Regions from separate parts of the Homo sapiens genome. Here region 2 is linked to region 1. The links are chromatin loops, found by intact Hi-C in ENCODE. Cell type or tissue: CD14-positive monocyte. All regions are shown on one strand. Links, peaks and the distances in the headings refer to the core of each region. The heading gives the core; the rest is flanking DNA.

Region 1 (12,392 bases), core at 2,396-10,395:
CTCGAACTCCTGGCCTCAAGTGATCTGCCTGCCTCGGCCTCCCAAAATGCTGGGATTACAGGCATGAGCCACCATGCCCAGCCTCATTATGGTATTATTGTTGATCCAGAGACCATTACTTCTGAAGATGAAGCAAACCCTTTTCAACTTTTAAAAACCAAGTTTCTACATTGAAAAGAAGAGTTTAAAAAATTGGCTTTGACTTTCTACTCTCCTAATACATTTTTTAAAATGTTTATGAAGGTGTTTTACATGTCTATAGTGTTCTTCCCAGCTTTAGAGGAAGGTCTTTGCAAATGTTATAGCAAATATTTTCAAACCTCGAGGCATAAACTGCTCCACTGATGTGAAGACCAGTCTGCAAAGGAGCAGTTGTTTCTCTTTTTATTTTGGGAGGGGGCATGTATAGTAGAAGAGACAGTTCACTTTTATGGGGAAGTAAGCTGCCTTCTCATTTTCATAGACTTTCTCTGTCCTTCTCGCCTTCCTTCTTTTTCTCCCTCCCTGCCTTCCCTGTTCATTAAGGGACTAAACTGAATGCCTAGCTGAAAGTTGTATATACTGTCCTTTAGCAATTCAGAAGAGTGTTTCATTCAACTATCAATAAATACTTAATGAGTCCATACTATGCACCAGGCATTTTGCTATGCCCTAGAGGCACAGTGGCCCTCAGGAAAGCTTACAGCCTAGTAGGGGAAACAGAAAAACAAGTAAACGAAATAAAAGTAACTACAGGTTGTGATATGTGGTAAGGAAGAATGTCTCCAGCTGCAAGCTCTCTGGGGTGGGTGGGCCAGAGGAGCACTGGGAGCATCTGCAGGGATGAGGAGAAAGGCAGGAGAGGAGCATGGAGTTTGGTCTGCAAGGATGAGGTCATTGATGACTTTGTCATGATATGGTCGGAAGTGTGGGTTTAAAAATATTGGCTTTTCATTTTTATTTTGTTCTTTGGACTTCTGTCTGCTTTGAGAAAAGCATTTTAGGGGCTCTCCTGGGGGAAACAGAGATCTTGAGTGCCAGTGCTAATGGAGGTTTAATCATAACTTACAGGTATAGAAATGAGGATGGTATGGTTTAATTCTCAAACCTTTGGTTTGAGTGTGTGATCTTGGGCAAACCTGGCTTGTGTTCAGAGACAGGCAGGTGCATGTGGATTTGATCACCTACATATCCGGCTCTCCAAGCTCTGCCAGTGAACTTTTTGGTTTTCTTAATGTGTTCACCCTAATAAGTACTTGGCATATATCACTTATAAACTGTAAATGATTTAAATGATTGATTTAAATTTCATAAGGTAGAAGATTGAGGGCATTTGGACATCTTAAGTTCAGCCTGCAGTCTTGGAGCAATCTTTGTTCTTTCTGAAAACATTATATGTAGCTCTTGAAACAAATAGAAAAATAATTTCTAGCCTAACAAAAACTAGAATTTCATACCCAAAGAACTAAATTGAAGGAAATGCTTTTAAATTCAATTCAGAATAATAAATGAGATCATTTGTGTTCTTTCAAAGGTTAGTTAATTTTGGTTTTTATTCCTAGGACTGGTTGTCTGTTTTTCTCTAGGATTTCTCTGAACCAGATATCTGATATCCTGTATTTAGTAAAACTTCACATATTAGCCCTTTCAATCATATTTGTTTCACTAATAACAGAAAGTTGTGAAGAAATCTTGTGATGTGAACATTTTCATTGGCATAATTCTCTTTGTTGCCTTAATTTATGTCTTTATTGTGAGTTCCTTAGCCTCTAATTGTACTTGTGTTTGTTTTTTACAATTTTGACTTAAAACCTTCATACTAGAGGACTAAGAGATTTATATAGCACCATTCCAATACTGGGGTATTCTGAATTTGATTATAAACTTACCTCTACTGTTGAGTTTTATGCTTTCACATGTTTTCATGATAATTATTGTTCATTTCCAGTTTTAGTGCTCCCTCAAGCATTTCTTGAAAGGCTGGTCTAGTGGTGAAAATTCCCTCAGCTTTTGCTTGTCTGGGGAGGTCTTTATTTCTTCTTCATTTCTGAAGGATGGCTTTGCTGGATATAGTATTCTTGACTGACAGTTTTGTTGTTTTTTTTTTTCTTTAAACCCTTTGAATATATCATCTCATTCTCTCCTGGCCTGCCTGGTTTCTGCTGAGAAATGTTCTGATAGTCTAATGGAGATTCTGTTATGTGTGACTTGATGTTTTTCTCTTGCAGTATTTTTTTATTTTTATTTTTTGAGACGGAGTCTTGCTCTGTTGCCCAGGCTGGAGTGCATGCAGTGGCACAATCTCCGCTCACTGCAAGCTCTGCCTCCCAGGTTCACGCCATTCTCCTGCCTCAGCCTCCTGAGTAGCTGGGACTACAGGCACCTGCCACCACGCCCAGCTAATTTTTTTTTGTATTTTTAGTAGAGACGAGGTTTCACCGTGTTAGCTAGGATGGTCTTGATCTCCTGACCTCGTGATCTGTCTGCCTTAGCCTCCCAAAGTGTTGGGATTACAGGCGTGAGCCACCGCGCCCGGCCTATTTGCAGCTTTTAGAATTGCCTCTGTCTTTGACTTTTGACAGATTGATTATAATGGGCCTTGGAGAGAATCTTTTTGGGGTGAATCTAATTGGGGATCTTTGAGCTTCCTAGATCTGGATGTCCATATCTCTCCCAAGACTTGAGAAGATTTCAACTGGGTTATTTGAAAAGACCTGTCTTCAAGTTCAGAAATTCTTTTCATTTTATTTTACTTTATTTTTATCGAGACAGAGTCTCAATCTATTGCCTAGGCTGGAGTGCAGTGGTGTGATCTCAGCTCAGTGCAGCCTCCGCCTCCTAGATTCAAGTGATTCTCATGCCTCAGCCTCCCCAGTGGCTGGGATTGCAGGCACCTGCCACCGCACCCAGCTAATTTTGTATTTTCTATTAGAGATGGGGTTTCACCATGTTGGCCAGGCTGGTCTCAACCTCCTGACCTAAAATGATCCACCTGCCTTGGCCTTCCAAAGTGCTGGGATTACAGGCAGGCCACTGCACCCGGCCAGAAATTCATTTTTCTTTGCTTGATGTAGTCTGTTGTTGAAGCTCTCAATTGTAATTTTTTAATTTCACTCATTGAATAATTCAGCTCCAAGATTTTTGTTTGGTTCTTTTTTATGCTATGTCTCTCTGTTGAATTTCTCAATCAAATCATAAATTATGTTCCTGGTTTCATTGAATTGTTTGTATTCTTTTATATCTCACTGAGCTTTCTTAAGATCATTATTTTGAATTTTTCAGGCATTTAATGAATATCCTTTTCTTTGGGGTCTGCTACTTGAGAATTATTATGTTCTTTTGGGTGCCATGTTTTCTTGCCTTTTCATGTTTCTTGTGTCCCTACATTGTTATCTATGCATCTAGTGAAATAGTTGCTTTTTCCAATTTTATGGAATAGCTTTCACAGGGATAGACTTTTTCCTGTAGATGGGCCCTAGGGTGTTGGTTGGTTATAGTGGCTTTGGTTCTGGGCAGACTCAGTAGTATGGTGTCCATGCAGTTTGTTCAGTTGTACTCCTTGTCAGTGATGTCTGTGATTGGCTCAGTGGCCTAAGCTGAGGGAGTTTTTAACAGCAATGACACAGTTTTGCTGGAGGCAGGGATGCCAGACTTGTTGTCGGGCTGGACATGTGCATACATGATAAGCAGCAGGCTGTGTGGCAGGCTCTTCAACTGGGTAGGGGCAATTGCTGCCCAGCTGGTTGTCAGGCCAGGTGTGCATGGTTGTGGTGGGGCCAGTAGGCTGTGAGGCAGGCTCTTTAGAGATGCGAAGTTACAGCTGAACTGGCTGTCAGGCCTGTGTGGGTGTGGAGAGACAGCCAACTGTGTGGCCCAAGTGTGCACAAGCACAGCACACCAGCCAGCTGTTTGGCAGCTTCCTGCTGTGCACTTCTGCCTGTTCCCAGGGGCAGGGGCAGGAAGGGGTGCTGCATGGATTCAGATGTCAGGGTCTCAGATGTTCCATCAGGTCTAGGCTCTAGGCAGCCAGTGTCATGGTGTTGCAGGCACCTTTGTGAACATGGTAGAATAATGGCAGGACTTCAGGGATGGAGAGACACAAAGAGTACTGGCCCCCAGGGCAGAACACACTCTGTTAGCATCTGGTCTCTAAATGGTGTCATGCCATAGCAGCTTAGGTCACAGAGGTGAAGAGTGCGCAATGTGTGCTTCCACTCTGGGGCAGCATGGCTGTATGAACTCCCGGCACCTCTCCAAACTGGATTCAAAGCCTGTGAGGACTGGAGGGCTCTCCTGTAGCAAGGACTGCTGGCATTCTGTGGCCATAATGAGGACCACCAGAGTCTCTAGCCTAACGTTTTCCTATCCAAAGAGATTCCCCTGGCTCTAAGCTGATCCTGGCTGGGGAGACAGTGTGGCAGAGGCAGGGTGCCTTGCTCCCCTTCCTATGTTGCTGTCCTGGGCTTTCATGCTCCACAGGATTTTCCTGCTACCCTGGTGCTCTCCAGTGTACTTCTTTAGTGATTTCAGTCAAAATATAGTTGTTTATTCATTATTTTGGTCCCGTGTGTGTGTGTGTGTGTGTGTGGTGGGGGGTGCAGGAAATGAGTGTCAAGTAATTCTAGTCAGCCATTTTGCTGGCCTGTGTAATTCTCTTTGGATCAGCACACTGGATGCCAGTGATTTTTTTTTTAAGCAGATTTGATCTAACATGTTATACTTTCTTCTGTGTTGTAATCTCGCTATACATTTGTGTCTCCAGATTATCTTTGACAATAAAGCTCACAGTGGCAAAATCAAAATCTATTTTGACAGTGATGCCAAAATTGAAGAATGTAAAGACTTGAACATATTTGGATCTAGTAAGTATGCTATATACTTGCCCATGGGAATTATAGATGATTTTTAACACTTTATTTTGTGGCTTGGGGTATTTAAATGGTTTGTTTGCATGATAATAGGAAGAAAACCGCCTCGAGCATTAGATCCTGTAAAGAATATCCCAAAGCCTTGTATTTTTGTTTAATTCAGCAAATGTTTATTATATGCCTCTTAGAAGAGGTAGCATGACTCAGTGGTTAGGAGCTTAGCTCTGGAGCCAGATTGCCTGGGTTTCGGTCCCAGTTCTGTTTACTGTGCCTGTGATCTTGTACAAGTTACTTAACCTGTCTGTCTCAGTATCTTTCTATGTAAAATGAGAGTAATAGTATAGGTTGAACATCCCAAATCGGAAAAATCTGAAATCAAAATGCTCTAAAATTTGAAACATTTGAGCACTGACATGACCAAAGCTCAAAGGAAATGCTTATTGGAGCATTTTGGATTCTGAATTTTTGGATTTCGGATGCTCAACCTGTAAGTATAATGCAAGTATTCCAAAATCAAAAGAAATCTGAAATACTTTTGGTCCCAAATCATTCTGGATAGGGCATACTCAGCCTAAACTTACCTTCCAGGATATTGAATATTAAATGAATTAGTATATAAAGCAAAGCACTGAACACAAGAGTTGGCACATATTAATTGCTAGGCATTATGGGAAAAGGAAGAAAATGCCTTAGTGAGAGAGACTGACGTGCTTATAAAATCTGTGATGTGTTATGGAGAGAAATAAGGGTATACATACAAAAAGTATGAGGAGAAAAAAAGCAAAGGTAATAAGTTTGAGTGGGGCAGAGTAGGAAAAGAAATGATTCTTGGAGAAGGTATGCTTTGATCTGAGCCTTGGACAGTGGGGAAGGATCAGGGCCTTCAGAGCCCAGACAGCAACCGCTGCAAATGCTGAGTCATTTACTCAGTCATTGCTCAAAAAACATCTCTTAATCCACATGTTTAAAATGGGCTACTGCTGAGCACAGTGGCTCACACCTGTAATCCCAGCACTTTGGGAGGCCTACGCGGGTGGATCACTTGATGTCAGGAGTTCAAGATCAGCCTGGTCAACATGACAAAACCGCGTCTCTACTAAAAACACAAAAATTAGCCGGGCATGGTGGCACATGCACCTGTAATCCCAGCTACTTGGGAGGCTGAGGCAGGAGAATTGCTTGAACCTGAGAGGCAGAGGCTGCAGTGAACCGAGATCATGCCACTGCACTCCAGCCTGGGCAACAGAGTGAGACTTTGTCTCAAAAATAAGTAAAATAAATAAAAAAATTAAAATAAAATAAAATATCATGGGCTACCTATGGAACCTGTTCTGTTTGCTCAGTAAAGAATTAGGATGATGTTAATGATGGATGCTCAGTGTTTTTTATTTTGCAGATTTTGTTTAAATGACTTTCCTTTTGACCAGGTTATCAGAATGAAATAAAATGTAAAATACCTGTGGCTTCTGTTTTATATTTGTTTTAAAGTATATTTGATTTGTGGCCTGCTGCTTTTCAGATGTATAATATGTCCTGACGATTGAAGTTTTGGTTTCAATAATTTCACTGACTGACTTAAGCCACCGATTATAGTTTCAGTTTCTGTTAAAAAGTGGTTACTATTCCCCAGCATACACCACTCTCTTACAGATACGCAGAGATCAGGGGCATATTTTCTAAGTCCAAGTATAGGTTGCCAATTTTCTGTGAAAAGAAACTAACCTTTGTCAAATATGTGATTTGGAATATCATTATAAAGATCAAAATGATGGAAATTTCCAAGCTAGTCAGTCAAATGCATTTCCAGAACAGTGAGTTTTTCCTTCCGCCTGCTGCCCTCCTTGCAACGTTAGGGGTTTTCCTTGCTTGTGCTCAGAAGAGAGTATCTCTAGCCCCCTCCTGTGGCCAATGAGGAGAAACACAAGCCTCCTAGACCACTGGGTAAAAGCTCTTTTAAGATTTACATATTCTCCTAGAGCTGTGTCTTAAGAAACCAGGTTCTATCACTAGGAGAATGTGAATTTAAAATAAGATGATGTGATGTGAAAGCCTTAAAAAACTTATGTTTGGAAACCATCTTAGGAAATGGACTTTTTCCCCTATATGAAGCTGTCTGGTGGATTGAGATTGCCTTGGCTTTGGGGGAAGTGGGCAAGGACAAGGGCGACATCTGGTGGGACACTTACACTATTTCTAACAGTTCAGAGGCTCATTCACACCCACACGCTTACCCCCAGGCTCCTCTCTCCTTTGTCATTACCCATATTGAAGCAAATGCAGGTGAATGTCCATTTTCACATACAAACCTCATGCTGCCTTTTGTGACTCCGAAGTCCCCTCTCTAAATGTGCCATGTCTTCATTTAACTTGGTTTCATAAATATAGGAATTTGGAGATGAGGGGCTTGGGGAGGAATTGGGGGACTCCTTCTTGGCGGGATTCCCCAGTGATGGGTGATATAGATGTTTTTTTTCTTTCTTTCTTTCTTTCTTTTTGAGACAGAGTCTCGCTCTGTCTCCCAGGCTGGAGTGCAGTGGCACGATCTTGCTCACTGCAACCTCCACCTCCTGGGTTCAAGCAATTCTTCTGCCTTAGCCTCTCAAGTAGCTGGGACTACAAGCACACCCCACCACGCCCGACTATTTTTTGTATTTTTAGTAGAGACAGAGTTTCATCATATTGGCCAGGCTGGTCTTGAACTCCTGACCTCATGATCTGCCCGCCTCGGCCTCCCAAAGTGCTGGGATTACAGGCGTGAGCCACCGCGCCTGGCCAAGATGTTCATAAAATACATATTTTTAGCATACCATAGAACTAGTCTTCTCAGTAATTCAAAGAAAAACAGAATCCTATACTGGATTCTGTTAGGAGGACTGGTTTCTGTTTCTAAGCCTGCTTGTTTTCCCATCTGTAAACAAGGTCCAATGCAAACTGTCTTAGAGATTTGTGTTCTAGTTTTATGTCAGAAAGGAAGGTACTAGATGCTGTCCTTGCATTTCATAAGATTTTCAGTCTTATCTTCCCAAGAGCTGCCTCTGTTTCCTCTGCCCCATTCCATGGATCCAAGGGGAAAAAAAATCTTGCATTATGATAGAGCTAAGTTGTTTTCTTACCTACCCATTAGATGATACCTCAAGATAACTTTCTTGAGTGTAAATGGCTAAGGGTAAATGTAAGTGCTAGGCACTGGGCACTACTGTAACAAGCACTTCACACAGACTGTTCCACCTGATTCTCATGGCAGCCTCAGGAACCAGTACGCTTGCCCTCCCCATTTTGTAGGTGGGACATCTGAAGCTTAGTAAGATGAAATCATTTGCTCAGAGAGTTGCATTTACCAGCTGGCTGTCTCTGCTCGCCACCCATTGTAGGAGCTGCTTTGCCCTCAGACACTCATGCCAGTGTCACCCACATCTTTGCATTACTAAGTCCATAGACACTCTGGCATTTCTCTTCAATGCTGTCTCTGCAGAGGTGTTGCTGTGGAAGACTCTGACCGCAGTCTGTTCTCTGAGGGTCGCCTGTCCCTGGTTCTGTTTGCTTCTCCTCTGGCCTTTCTGCTCCATCCCATTCCTGAGCTCATCTCCTTTTCTAATTCTCAAACATTGCTCCCCATCCCCGACGCTGTCCTTCCCAGTGGTCTCTCTGAGGGGCCGTCACTCCCATGGCTTTAACTGCCACTGAATAGTCTTCTCTTGTCATGAATATCCAGAGTAAACTCAGTTTGCCCAAGACAGGGAACCAGGAATCATTCTTGGTTGTCCTTCTTCCTTATTCCCCAAGTCCAGTTAGAGACCAGGCCATGACTCTCTCCATCTCTTACGATTCTGTGCCCTCTTTCACTCTGCCGCAACTTAGCTCAGACCAACATAAGTTCTAACTTAGATTATTCAGTGGTCTTATGTTCTGCTTGATTCTCTTCATTAATTTGAAAGTATACTGAAGCATTATACTAAGCACAGGTGCTGTATTCAACACTACTGTCTTAGTCCGTTTTCTGTTACTTGTAACAGAATGCCTGAAACTAGCTAATTTATAAAGAAAAGAAATGCATTCTTTCAGTTCTGGAAACTGAGAAGTCCAAAGTCGGAGCCCCACTTCTGGTGAGGACCTTCTTGCTGGTTGGGAGTCTCTGTGGAGTCCCAAGGCAGTGCAGGGCATCACATGGTAAGGGGGGTGAGCATACTAGCTCAAGTCTCTCTTCCTCTTCTTAAAAAGCCACTAGAGCCATTCCCTTGATAACCCATAAATCTATGAGTGGATTAATCCATTTATGAGGGCAGAGACCTCATGACCCAATCACCTTTTAAAGGCCCTCCCTCTCAATACTGTCACATTGGGGATTAAATTTCAAATGAGTTTTGGAGGAGACAAGTAACTCAAACCGTAGCAACTACCTATGGGCCCTGCTTCAGAGAGCCTGTCACTTGATGGGGAAGATGGACACTTAATGATAAAATAGTAACCACTGTAAGTGTTTGCTATTATTATTTTCCTGGGGCTGTTTCATGGGCTCTTTGTATATGAACTTGCATAATTTTCACAATAGCCCTATGATGTAGGTATTTTTTAATTCTACCCACTTTTCAGAGGAGGAAACTGAGGCACAGGGGTTAAGCAACTTCCTCAAGGCTCTACAGCTTCTGAGTACAGAGCTGAGATTCAGAGCCAGGCTGTCGGGCTCCAGAGACCATGTTCTTTCCCATTCTACACTGTCTCTGTGCTCCATGCTGTGCTGCCTTTGCAGATGTAATGAAAGGTCAGTGTCTGTTGTGCAGAGGAAAGTAAAGGAGCTCTGGGTGTGTGTAGTAACCAAGAACCATGAAAGTATATAGGAGAGGGCTAATAGAGATGAGAATTTAAGGAATTCTTTTCTGAGATGGGAGATTTTTCATTTGGAACTTGAGGCTGAAAATAAATAAGCTGAGCCATGCATGTGGGAGAAGTGCTGTTCCAGGCAGACAGATCAGCATGTGCAAAGTCCCTGAGGTGAGAGCAGGAAAGAAGGAAGATCAGTGTGGCTGTAGGGTGAAGAAGGTGGGGGTCAGGCAGAAGAGAGCTGGGCTGGGATTGGAGACACTACCGTGAAGTCTGAGAGAAACTAAGGTTAGATTCATCTCCTTCCCATACATTCTTCTTGCTGCTGTGTGCTCCAAACCAAAAATCTGATTACCACTCCCCTCCTTGCTTCTGTTCCAAGAAGTAATTTTCTCTACATACAGAGAAGGCTTATAAGATTGGCACTATGTCCTGGGAAAGTGCACAGTGAGGTTGAGAAGCAGAAGTGGGGATTCTGAGTGGTGGTGTTTTAATTTGTTTGTTCTCTTATTAATGGTGAACTTGATGTCTCTGCTTTTATGTGAAAGAACTCAGAGTAGGTCAGCAGTTTTGCCTTTTTTTGAATGGAGCCCAAATGGATCACTTTCTGTTGAATTCTATTCTACAGTAAATATTTATATATAAATTTGAGTGAATTTATTAGCAGCTCACATAGTTTTTGCTTTTGTTTTTGTTTTTTGTTTTTTGTTTTGAGACAGAATCTCGCTCTGTTGCCCAGGCTGGAGCGCAGTGGCACGATCTCGGCTCACTGCAAACTCTGCCTCCCGGCTTCATGCCATTCTTCTGCCTCAGCCTCCCAAGTAGCTGGGACTACAGGCGCCTGCCACCACACCTGGCTAATTTTTTTGTATTTTTAGTACAGACGGGGTTTCACCGTGTTAGCCAGGATGGTCTTGATCTCCTGACCTCGTGATCCGCCCACCTCAGCCTCCCAAAGTGCTGGGATTACAGGCGTGAGCCACCGTGCCTGGCCCAGCTCACATGTTTTTAAATGTATAGCTTTATATCAGGGAATGTTTTGCCTTACATATGTACTTCTGAATGAATGCGGTGTGATTTGTTTCTGATATTTACCATTTTGTTTTAACAATAGACAAAACATTTATTGTTTGAACTTCTTTTCACACTGCCATTTTGTTTGGAAATTATTCTCCGGTAAGGTGTGTTTAACATTTGAATTCTGTTTTATTCCTCAGCTCAGAAAAATGCTCAGTATGTCCTGGTGTTTGATGCATTTGTCATTGTGATTTGCTTGGCATCTCTTATTCTGTGTACAAGATCCATTGTTCTTGCTCTAAGGTTACGGAAGGTAAGAGTGTGTTCGCATTCTCTTCCTGCCCTCTTGGCCTGCGCCCTCAGTTTGCCCAAGCAGTGGACCACCGATATTGTGCACCTGCCTTTTTTGGAGACCTTTGACTAAATCAGATTCCTTTGAGTAGTTGCCCGCTATGAGGCATTCATCAGCCTGAGGTGTAGGAAGTGAGTAAAGGCTCTGAGTATGTCAAGTGGGATCAGATAATTATCCTGCTTAAAACTGAGCTGATATGTACAGATGCACAGTGGTGAACTCTCAGGCTTTTGAATGTTTCCAGAATAACAAATCCCTCTTCAATTCAGGAGTGATCTGAAGAACAGAGTAATAGCATGTGTGGGTTTCATCTTTTGTCTTCAAATCAGAGTTCATTTTGACAGGGAGGCATGGTAAATGGATTATAATGAAGCATAAAATACTTTATTCTGTTTTTAAAATAGTTTTAAAATTCTCCCCTGAGTTTCATTTTGCCTTTTTACCCTCAGGGCTCTTATGAATATATACTTCCGCTCCCCACATATCTTATTCTGGCTGTGGCGTGTGTACAAATGCACACTGGGGTCAGGGGAAATTGGAAGTCCACAGAGTACCATTTGTGGAGCAGGGACGTAGTCTGCATTTGATTTTGCCTAATCCTGACCTTTGTCAATGTCCTTTGTAAATATCCACCTTTCTTACATGCTCCCCAATCCCCTTGATATTCTGAATGCAAAGTTAAGGTCCTTTCCCTGCCAAGGTGAGGGGGCTCATATTTGGAGCACGCACTCTGGAGCCGGCCTGCCTGGACACGGATCCTGGCTTAGCCTCTCGGTGCCTCAGTTCCCTTCTCTGGGTGATAGACCTGCTCGTACCTGCTTCATTGGGTTGTTATCGGAATGGATGTGTTGGTAATATGAAAAGTATTTGGAATGTACTGTGTGTTAGCTATGACAAGAACCTGCTGGAGTTACCGCGTACGTATTTCATATTTGAGGTAACTTCACAGACAATTGAATGCTTACTCAGATTATAGGGGAAAGTGTGTGCCGTAACCTCCACTTTCGAGGTGGATCTGGCAAATTGGAAAGGCAATGCCATGTCCTTTTACAGGTGAGAGCACTGTTTTGCACTTGCCTTCTTCTTCCAGAGGGCAGTGTGGTTTGTAAGAAACGCTTCTTTAAATGTTTGCCATAGAGATTTCTAAATTTCTTCCTGGAGAAGTACAAGCGGCCTGTGTGTGACACCGACCAGTGGGAGTTCATCAACGGCTGGTATGTCCTGGTGATTATCAGCGACCTAATGACAATCATTGGCTCCATATTAAAAATGGAAATCAAAGCAAAGGTGAGGGAAGCCCATTTAAAGTCTCTGTTCTTCATCTTCTCCTGGATGGCCACAGGCATCTTAAGACGTAC
Region 2 (10,196 bases), core at 1-8,000, 110 kb before region 1:
TGTGTTTTTTGTAGTCTTCACTGCCACTAGCCTAGCACATTGCTGACACAGCGAGTGTTCAAATACCCTTGAAAGAGTGAGTAAAATACTTGTTTTCCAAGCCGCCTTTCCCATTCAGAGCTTCTCTTACCTGATACTGCTGATCTGAAAGAAAAGGAGCCTCTTTGCAGTGCCCTCAGGAAAAGCTCCTTCGAGAGCTGGAGGTGGGAGTTTGACTCTCCTCTCTCAGAAAAAGAAATCGCAAGGGCACAAACCGCAGCAACTCTGCCGACTGTTGCCAGGACGCATCTGTCGCTAAGAGAAAAGAGGCGAGTCCTCTGCGAGACTGACAGAGCATCTCTACCAATACAGTGTCCGCTCCCTAACAGTATCTTTCAAAGCAGACTTGTGATTGGTTGCCACTATGTGACGTCACTCAACGCGAACCGGGTGAGGCCAGCAGCTTTCCACTACCAAGGAAAGAGTTTTGTGTCTTAAGTATATTAATGACAGTGGCCCGGCCTGACCCCAGGTCTAACAGGCTCGGTCCATGCCTCACACCCACCGCAATCTCAGCCAGAGAAGAATCTTTCTGGGGTGTGGACCCTAGGAACCAGGAGAGAAAATGTTAAGGAGGCTGCCCGCTCAGAATCCTTTCGGGCAGCTTTCCTGCCCACCCCCTGCAGCGAGCTGGGCCCTCCTAGGGAGTGGAGAGGAAGCTGCGCCCCACTGGTTGTCGTGGGCGCCCCAGAACCCTAATGGGTTACATTTCCTTCTTGCCAGAATAACTTTTGTTTAGAATTTGACTCAAGCTGTAAATATGAGTCTCCGGGGAAGAAACTTGAATCCGTGAGTAACCCAAGGTTCATTTTATCTGTGATTAGGAGTCCGGTGGGATTCATACAGTGACGCTCAACTCTCTGAACACTGTTCTCCTCCTTTCCCTTAAAAAATAATTATAACTGTCTAATTTGTAAAGTGGCAGAATTTAATAAAGTAATGTAATTGACTGCTGTAATTGGTGTAAATAAATTTTCACACCTAATTTAAATAAAATCTTTAATTGAGAAAAGGCTGATCATTTATAACATATGAGAGTTCAGGGGGCTGCTGCGGTGGCTCATGCCTGTAATCCCAGCACTTTGGGAGGCTGAGGAAGGCAGATCACGAGGTCAGGAGATCGAGACTATCCTGGCTAACACGGTGAAACCCCGTCTCTACTAAAAATACAAAAAAATTAGCCAGGCGTGGTGGCGTGCACCTGTAAGTCCCAGCGACTCAGAAGGCTGAGGCAGGAGAATCGCTTGAACCTGGGAGCCAAGATCGCACCACTGCACTCCAGCCTGGGCGACAGAGCGAGGGTCCGTCTTAAAAAATAATAATAATAATAACTTCCTAATTTGTAAACTGGCAGAATTTAATAAAGCAATGTAATTGACTTCTGTAATTGGTCTAAATTAATTTTTACACCCAATTTAAATAAAATCTTTAATTGAGAAGAGGCTAATCATTTATAACATATGAGACTTTAAGGATCCTGAATGAAGATTTTTACGTTATGTGCAGAAAGATTATATAGATTCTTTCAAATTTCTGAAGAATTTGTGTTCACAAAATTCAAATGAATTTTACAATACAAATTATGAAGGAAAAAAACTAAAAAAGAGGTATTATCTAAACATTCTGACAACTTTTTTCCAGCTTGTCCACTCCCAGGAAGTGGAAGATTCGTTTTCCCCTGGGCTCAGTCTTGAGTCTTCTTTTGTCACTCTTCGCACTCTCCTGGTGGCGTCGGCATCATATATTCCCCTTAGCTTCAGCCATCACCACTAAACACACTGGACTTCCATTTCTACATTCTCAGCCTAACATATCTCTTAAATTCCATACCTGAATTTCCTCTAGCTACTGGACATTTCCAACTACCTGTGTAGTTCAGTTCATGTTGTTTAATAGATGCTAAATAAAGATTAAATGTAGTGAATGAATGAATGACCATAGCACCACAACTTAGCAGAGCCAAAGTCAACTCATTATCTTTCAGAAACTTTTTTTCCTTCTTTATTTTCTACCCTAGGTAATAGTATCATTGTCCATCAGTTGCAAAACGAAATCTGAAAGTCATCCTTGACTCCTCTTCTACTGCCCACAGTCAACATATCATTTAAGTTCTGTCATTTTTCTTTCTTAATTGTCTCTCAAATAATCCATTTTCTCTTAGCCATCCTCTGCCTCTGCCTTATTTCAGATATGCCTTATCTCTCACCTAGACGGTAGCAATAGTCTTTTGACTTGTTCTATCTCTTTCCCTCTAATTTATTTGCCAAGTTGCCACATAATTTTCCATAGTTTGAATCCTGACGTCACCCTGCTTAAATATGCTCAATCTGGCATATGAAACCCTGTATAAACAGGGTTCTGAAAGACACTGGAAATAAATCTGGAAGGTAATTAGTTATTTTTCTAACCTCATTTCCTGCCTCTGTCCCCAGCCCAACCCACATTTTAGTCCAGTGCTTCTTAACTGAAGACCCTTAACAGCCAAGGAGCAGGAAATCACAGGGGCCAGGAGTGAGTAGTAGGTTGATGGAAAGAAGGTTTATAACATGAAATAGACTTCTGCAACTGAGACATATTTGTTTCATATAAAGAATTTATGAAGTTTTTGCATTTGGCTTTGCAATGGATTCGTGTTTGTTTCAATTTTTAAAAAAATGTCTAAAGCCACTATTAACTAAAATTGACAGAAAACTGAATAAACACAAAGAAACCTTAGGCAACTGTGACATGCTCATCCTGTGGTTTTGCACAGCCCCTGACATACTGCTGTGCAGGTCCAGGAGTGTGTGGGTCTCAGGTTGAGAGCCAGAGCTCTGGTTACACAGCTCCTGACTGGTCCCCTGTGCTGTGCTGGGTTACAACTGTGTGTCTGCTCATCCAGGTGCCACCACTTCTACCTCTGCCTCCATCTGTAATGCCTTTCTTCATCCTCATTACTTGGTAAATGACTATTTATTTTTCAAGACCCAACTCAAATGTCACCTTCTCTGTCCAGCCATACAGGCACTCGGTAGAATTAGACACTCTTTCCTCTATTTTTCCATTATAGCAAGTATTACATTGTGTTGCAATAGCTTGTTTAGATAGATGTCTCCCCCTCTAGACTTTAAGGCAGGGATGGTGTCTCATTACTTTATATTTCCTTTATATCCTTTATATCACACTGTGATATAATGTCAAACATAGATTTTGGTTTGTTATTGTTGTTTAGAGTGGGGATCTCACTATGTTGCCCAGGCTGGTCTTGAACTTCTGGGCCCAAGCCTTGGTGTCCCAAAGTGCTGGGATTACAGATGTGAGCCGCCATGGCCGGCTGGACATAGGTATTTAATAAAACATATATTTAATTATGTAATTGATTTACTATTCTTGGAAGTAAATCTAAAAGAAACTCTAACAGAAGCTTCTTTGTATTTTTCCAAATAATTTGCTTTCCTTAAAAAAAATTATAATCCTTCACGGTCAGATTTAAGGAAGTAAGAATTATATAACCTTGTGATCTGGCTGAGACACCAAGGCCTTCTGTCATCTTTTCTTTAGAGACATGCCAAGAGGATGTCCATTTGATGGAATGAGTCATAAGTCACAATACCAAGAAAGTTAAAAGTTAAATTGGAAATGTTTAGAAATTTCTTCATGTTACAAATTCATGATTGATTGACCATCTGTTCTTTCATGGGAGTGGTCAGAAATGAAATATCATCATGGTAGCTAGTGAATGTGTCCATGCTTTTCCAGGGGAGGTTGAATTGAATTTCCCTGAAACTTGAAGATATGTAAAAATTAGTTTTAGTTTTATTGATTGAGTGAACATCTAAAGAGTCAAGAAGTCATAATTGAAAATATTTCTCTGATTCTTTAAGGACATCTTGATAAGTTTCAGATTGGGTTTACAAAAGGACAATCTGATAAATTGATATGAGGTAGATTTTTACTAGTTATTTTGGTGAGTGACTCATTCTTTTTATGGATTTTTTTAAAAAGTTAGCTCAGAAACTAGGCGTGGAGGACCCTATTTTATGTCTGGAAGGGAGAAATGTTCTTGTTTGAGCCCTAAACTGCTGGGATTACTACATATTTTCCAAGCACTTGGGGAAACTACCACAACCTATTGCATGAGGAAGTGAGAATCATCTGAAGAGTACTCAGCTTCAGAAAGGAGAAAAAGAGACAAAAAAGCCTGACCCTGGGACAAAGATTTAGCTGTTGGAAGAAAGGGCCAATTTTGGCAATTCTAGAAAAAAAAATGGACTAGAACATCAATGAGAAATTAGGATCTATACAACATTAAAGTCAGGAGAAAGGCATTCTTAACTGCACAGAATAGCTTGAGTCTACTGGGGACTAAGGAGGACACAGGCCCCATGTGGCTCCAGAATTGCTGGTCCTTCCCATAAGAGAAGGCAGGGCTCTAGCACTCATCTGCAGTCTTCAGGCAGTAGATATCTCCAGAAGGGCCAAAGCAAGAGCTGTGGAGGTAAAAACAGGGCCATGTGGTAGCAGAGTGGACTTACTTGTCAGTATGGCTGAGACTTAACTCTCTACACCCAGAAATAGTTGGTGGTGGGAGAATCATTGTATGGTAGTGACAGTCCTACAATATCATAAAGCATTAAAAGCCAGTGAATATCAGTTCTACATGTATAATTTTTATTGTCATTAGAGCACTTAAATATTTTTTAAAGTGAAGTCACTCAAATATTGTATTTAAAGTAAGGAAATTATGTTGAAGCCTAAATTTGTCACTTTCTGCATAGGTGGCATTAGACAAGTTATTAAACTCTCTAAATCTCATCTGCAAAATTTGAGATGATAATGCTTTCATCAGAGCCAGGCCAGATAAAGGGCAAGAGCAACCACATTGAACAACTAAGGGTGAGGGCAACCAATGCTGCCCTAAGGGGCATTCTTCAAAAGATACCAAACTTCCCTGTAGTGAATTGTGAATAGGTTGTCAGTTAGTTTGGGTTTCCATAGGGAAATTTTTACATGCCAGGAGAGACATAAATGTATTCTTCTCTCAACCAAATAGCTTCAGATATGAAATAAAATCTATGTTGAAAAATTTTGCCATGTAAAAGTACCAATCATGAGGGTCAACCAAAAGGCAATACTCCCATTCCTGAGTTCAGCCTGCGTTGATACCTACATTTTGATTTAATTTTTTCAAGATGGAGTCTTGCTTTGTCACCCAGGCTGGAGAGCAGTGGCATGATCTTGGCTCACTGCAACCTCAGCCTCCCAAGTTCAAGCGATTCTTGTGCCTCAGCCTCCTGAGTAGCTGGGATTATAGGTGTGTGCCACCACGTCCAGCTAATTTTTTTGTATTTTTAGTAGAGATGGGGTTTCACCATTTTGGCCAGCCTGGTCTTGAACTCCTGACCTCAAGTGATCTGCCTGGCTTGGCTTCCCAAAGTGATGGGATTATGGGCATGAGCCACTGTGCCCGGCCTGATACTTATATTTTGAATAGTTCAGCACTCTCCCCAAAAGTTGTCTAGTTTGGAAAAGTGTGTTTTTAATAAGTTGTTTCAAATGTAAAGAAAGAATATATATGTTTATTAACAAAAATCAGTTTTTCCCTATTTCCACTAGAAAAACAGTGAACACATTTTTAAGGGGTATTAGTATGAACAGATACCAAATTACTAGCCTGTCCAGATTGCCCACAGATTTTAATCTGTCCCTTCCTCATAGCATTGCCATGAAAAACCAGATAGTGCTTCAAATGTGGCATATTCTCAATGAATAGCTGTGGAACCAGAATTAATCAAAATTCTGTTCAAAATGAATGTATAGACATTACTTCTGTCCTTTGGTGACTATTAAAAGTAGATTTGAGTATCCAACTGTCTACGAGACATTTCCACTTGGATGTTTAATACATAGTTATCTAAAGCCTGGCCTTTCCTTCAATGCCAGCCAGGAAATATTTGCTACTAGACCACTAGTTTATGAAATAATTGTTACCCAGCTGCAATAAAAGTAGTACTGAAATTGGGTGTTTAAAAACTTTTTAGCAAATTGACACAGTAACTTTATGTTATGTATGAACAAAATTGAGATTCGTATTACAAACGTCCTTATTTCATTCTTTTAGCAATTTATTTATGTTGTAATTTTACAGAATTATTAGTCTGTGAAAGAAATGAAAACAAAACCAAGTCAACTAACCCTTTAACAGATAGTCTGAGAAGCACTTTACAGACATCTCAAAAACACACTAAAAACTGAACTGCTGGTTCTCCCCAGATACCTGCTCCTCCTGCCATCTTTTTCATCTTAGCTGATGGCAATTTCATCTTCAGGGTCACTTTGCACAAACTTAAGAGTCATACTTCACACCTCTTCTTCCATCCTTCATACTTTTAGGATATATTTTCAACATTGCAGTCAGAGGGATGCACTTTTAAAACAAGTCATATCATGTCAGTCTTCTGCTCAATACCCTCCAACAGCTCCAATTTCATTCCATTTAAAAGCCAAGGTCCTCACAATGGCCAAGGTCCAGCATAACCTGGTTCCTGTTACAAGCTTCATTTCCTACCATTACTCCCTGCAGCTCACACCACTGCAGACACACTGGTGTCCTTGAGGTTACTCAAACACACTAGGTAGGCATCTCCTCTTTTGCATTGGCTGTTCCCTCTGCCTGGAGAACTTAAACAAGATATCCTTCAAGTTTTTGCTAAGATGTTAACTTCTCAGTGAGGCCTACTCTCCACTCTTTTTAAAATGCCAACTTCTCAGCCTTCCTCATTCTCCTTTCTCCGTTTTATTTTTACTCATAATATTTATCACCTTCTAACACACTATGTACTTATGTTTGACTGTTTTTGTCCACTAAAATGTGAACTCTACAAGGGCAGGGATTTTTGCCGTGCTTACTCCTCCTGTCCCAGTGTCTAAGTCTATGTTGGCATATAGAAGGTATGCCACAAATGTTCATTAAAGGATTTGGAACAACCACCTTGGAGAGTAATTTGGCAGTATATATTAACTAAAAATGAATACCTCCTATAATCTAGCAATTCTACTTCTGGATATTTACCCTAGAGAAAATTTTACACACGTGCATAAGGAAATGATTCATGGATGTTCACTGCTGAATTTTTTTTGTTTTTTGTAATGGCAAAAGATGGCAGAAACCTAAATGTCCATCAGCAGTAAAATGCATAGAATGATATGGTATAATCAATAAAATGGCATACAGCTGCTAAAATAAACTTGGATGGATATAGCTTAAGACAAACTGGTAAGGTAAGTGATAAAGATTAGGTACAGAGCAATGCTATCTTTGTAAACAAAAACATGCATGAATGATTCCTATATATAATGGGAACATATATTCAAGAAAAGTATTACAAATGGACTGAAATGATTCACACCAATTCATGATAGAAGGTTGCACTTGCAGAGGGTTGGTGTATTAGTCCATTCTCACACTGCTACAAAGATACTACCTGAGACTGGGTAATTTATAAACAAAGTAAGTTTAATTGACTCACAGTTTCACATAGCTGGGGAGGCCTCAGGAAACTTATAATCATGGCAGAAGAAGCAGGCATCTTCTTCACAAGGCGGCAGGAGAGTGTGAGTGTGTGAAGGAGGAACTGTCAAAAACTTATAAAAACATCAGATCTCCTGAGAACTCACTCACTATCATGAGAACAGCCTGGGGGAAACCGCCCACATGGTCCAATCACCTCCCACAGGGTCTCTCCGTTGACATGTGGGGATTATGGGGATTACAATTCAAGATGAGATCTGGGTGGAGACACAGCCAAACCGTATCAGTTGGTTAACTTTATAATGCTTTATTCCTCATAAATTAGGAAGGCCAAAAACAAAAGAAAATATAAAATTTGTTCAATTTGGGGGGTTGTGGGTATTGAATGGCATTAATGTATTGTTATTTTTGTACTTTTCTGTATTTGAAATTTTCTCAAAATTAAAAAATCATCTTCTAGACTGTAAGATCCTTAAGAACAGCAACTATATTTTATTAATATTTTCATTGGCAGTATCTAATACCATTACTGAAAAATAGGAGTCCTCAATAAATACTCGCTAAATATGTATGTGTTAAATAAATAAAAATTTTGTTGAGAGAAAAAGAAGAAATTAAGGGGAGAAAGATGAATGGTACGGATGTAAGAAGACAGAAACGTAAAAAGTATTTTGGGTTTACAAATGTGTGATTTAATACCCAGGCTACCTGACATTTTCAGCTGAGCTGTTATTCTAAAACAGATAGGAATTTTGAATGCGAAGATAAGGAGTGAAAAAAGCTCCCTTTCACCCAGCAGATATGAAGAATGTCATAGAGATCTATTGGCTTGAGATTCAGGAGCAAAAAATTGGAATTCTTGAAATCATAAGTTATTTTGTAGTTTTCATAACACTTTACATGTTTTAAAAACATAATGAGTAACCATAACAATAAACTGAATCTTTTCTGTGCTAGGATTATACTAAAAGTTTCAGAGGTTTATTTTGGTTTAAAAAAGATAATAAAAGCATGATTATTATTATCAGCCAACATACTGAAGAACAGTATATATTTGATTATATATGATAATGATCACTACCTGTCATAGATATTTCATAGTAAAAATCATTAAAGGAAGGAAGCATCAATGCAAAATAAATTCTAAATAAAAAATTCTAAATTTTAATTAAAAAATAATTCTTCAAGTGACAATTTAAAACACATAAAACAATTTCCTTATCTGATAGATTTCATCTTTGCTTTGTGACAGATATTCCAGATGAGAGAAAATTTCTCTCATTTTGCACTTCATGTCAGTTCACTTGTTAAACGTGCTTCCAAAGTATTATCAGATTGGACGTTGGGGTATCTGTTGCTTTATATAAGCTCGTTTACTTTTTTAACAAAAAAAATATTTTGTTTTACAAAGAACTAAACCCTTCAGTGAATATTCAAACTATGGAAAATGCAGAAAACAAGATTGGGTATTCAAATACAGTTATGCATAGCTTAATGATGGGGATATGTCGTAACAAGTGCATTGTTAGGTAATTTTGTCGTTGTATGAACATCATAGAGTGTACTTACACAAACGTAGATGGGATAGCTTTCTATACACCGAGGCTATATAGCGTAGCCTATTATTCCCAGGCTACAAACCTGTACAGCATGCTACCTTACTGAATACTGTAGGCATCTGGAACACAGTGTTTAGTATTTGTGTATGTAAACATATCTAAATATAGAAAAGGTACAGTCAAAATATGATATAAAAGATTAAAAATGGGGGCCGGGCGCGGTGGCTCACGCCTGTAATCCCAGCACTTTGGGAGGCTGAGACGGGTGGATCACAAGGTCAGGAGATCAAGACCATCCTGGCTAACACGGTGAAACCCCGTCTCTACTAAAAATACAAAAAATTAGCCAGGCGTGGTGGCAGGTGGCTGTAATCCCAGCTACTTGGGAGGCTGAGGCAGGAGAATGGCGTGAACCTGGGAGGCGGAGCTTGCAGAGCTGAGATCGTGCCACTGCACTCCAGCGTGGGCAACAGAGCGAGACTCTGTCTCAAAAAAAAAAAAAAAAAGATTAAAAATGGTACACCTGTATAGGAGACTTACCATGAATGAAGCTTGCAGGAGTGGAAGTTGCTCTGGGTGAGTCAGTAGGTAAGCAGTGAGTGAACGTGAAGGCCTAGGTCATTACTGTACACTACCATAAATTATAAACATGTACACTTAGACTACACTAAATTTATTTTAAACATTTTTCTTCCTTTAATAATAAATTAATGTTAGCTTACTGTAAGTTTTTTACTTTATAAACTTTTTATTTTTGAGACAGGGTCTTGCTCTGTCGCCCAGGCTAGAGTGCAGTGGCACAATCATGGCTCACTGCAGCCTCGACCTCCTGGACACAGTGATTCTCCCACCTCAGCCTCCAGAGTAGCTGGGACTACAGGCACATGCCATCATCCTTGGATATTTTTAAAAATTTTTGTAGAGATGGGGTCTCCCAATGTTGCTCAGGCTGGTCTCGATCTCCTGGACTCAAGCAGGCCTCCCACCTTGGCCTCTCAAGTGCTGGGATAAACAGGGATAAGCCACCTCTCCTGGCCTAAAATTTTAAATTATTTATTCATTTATTTATTTTTCATTGCACAATGGAA

Evidence for each region. A loop is a pair of places that touch in the nucleus more often than their neighbours do. Peaks named below come from ENCODE experiments on the same cell type or tissue, not always from the same donor. Only the 100,000 strongest peaks of a DNase experiment are listed, where the experiment ranks them.
Region 2: a loop joins it to region 1, with 4 times the contacts of the local background. A loop is called at or near these places in 12 of 110 quality-filtered maps.

Annotation. Positions count from the first base shown.
Region 1 is chr1:84,939,482-84,951,873 of GRCh38, reverse strand. MCOLN2 (mucolipin TRP cation channel 2) reads left to right here. Exons shown (of 14, transcript NM_153259.4): 7 at 4,742-4,841; 8 at 10,883-10,995; 9 at 12,172-12,321. Among named protein-coding and RNA genes, the nearest start is that of MCOLN2, 51 kb to the left of the region's middle. RefSeq lists enhancers at 3,525-3,724, 6,614-6,908 and a silencer at 3,795-3,844. In CD14-positive monocyte, for the core only: CTCF peaks have their summits at 6,637 and 6,843; DNase peaks (open chromatin) are centred at 5,763, 6,713 and 7,013; H3K4me3 peaks cover 1,487 bases; H3K27ac peaks cover 1,863 bases.
Region 2 is chr1:85,052,421-85,062,616 of GRCh38, reverse strand. DNAI3 (dynein axonemal intermediate chain 3) reads right to left here and starts at 290. Exons shown (of 23, transcript NM_145172.5): 1 at 131-290. RefSeq lists an enhancer at 155-655. In CD14-positive monocyte, for the core only: no CTCF peak of the experiment used is centred there; DNase peaks (open chromatin) are centred at 376, 3,576 and 4,136; H3K4me3 peaks cover 910 bases; H3K27ac peaks cover 848 bases.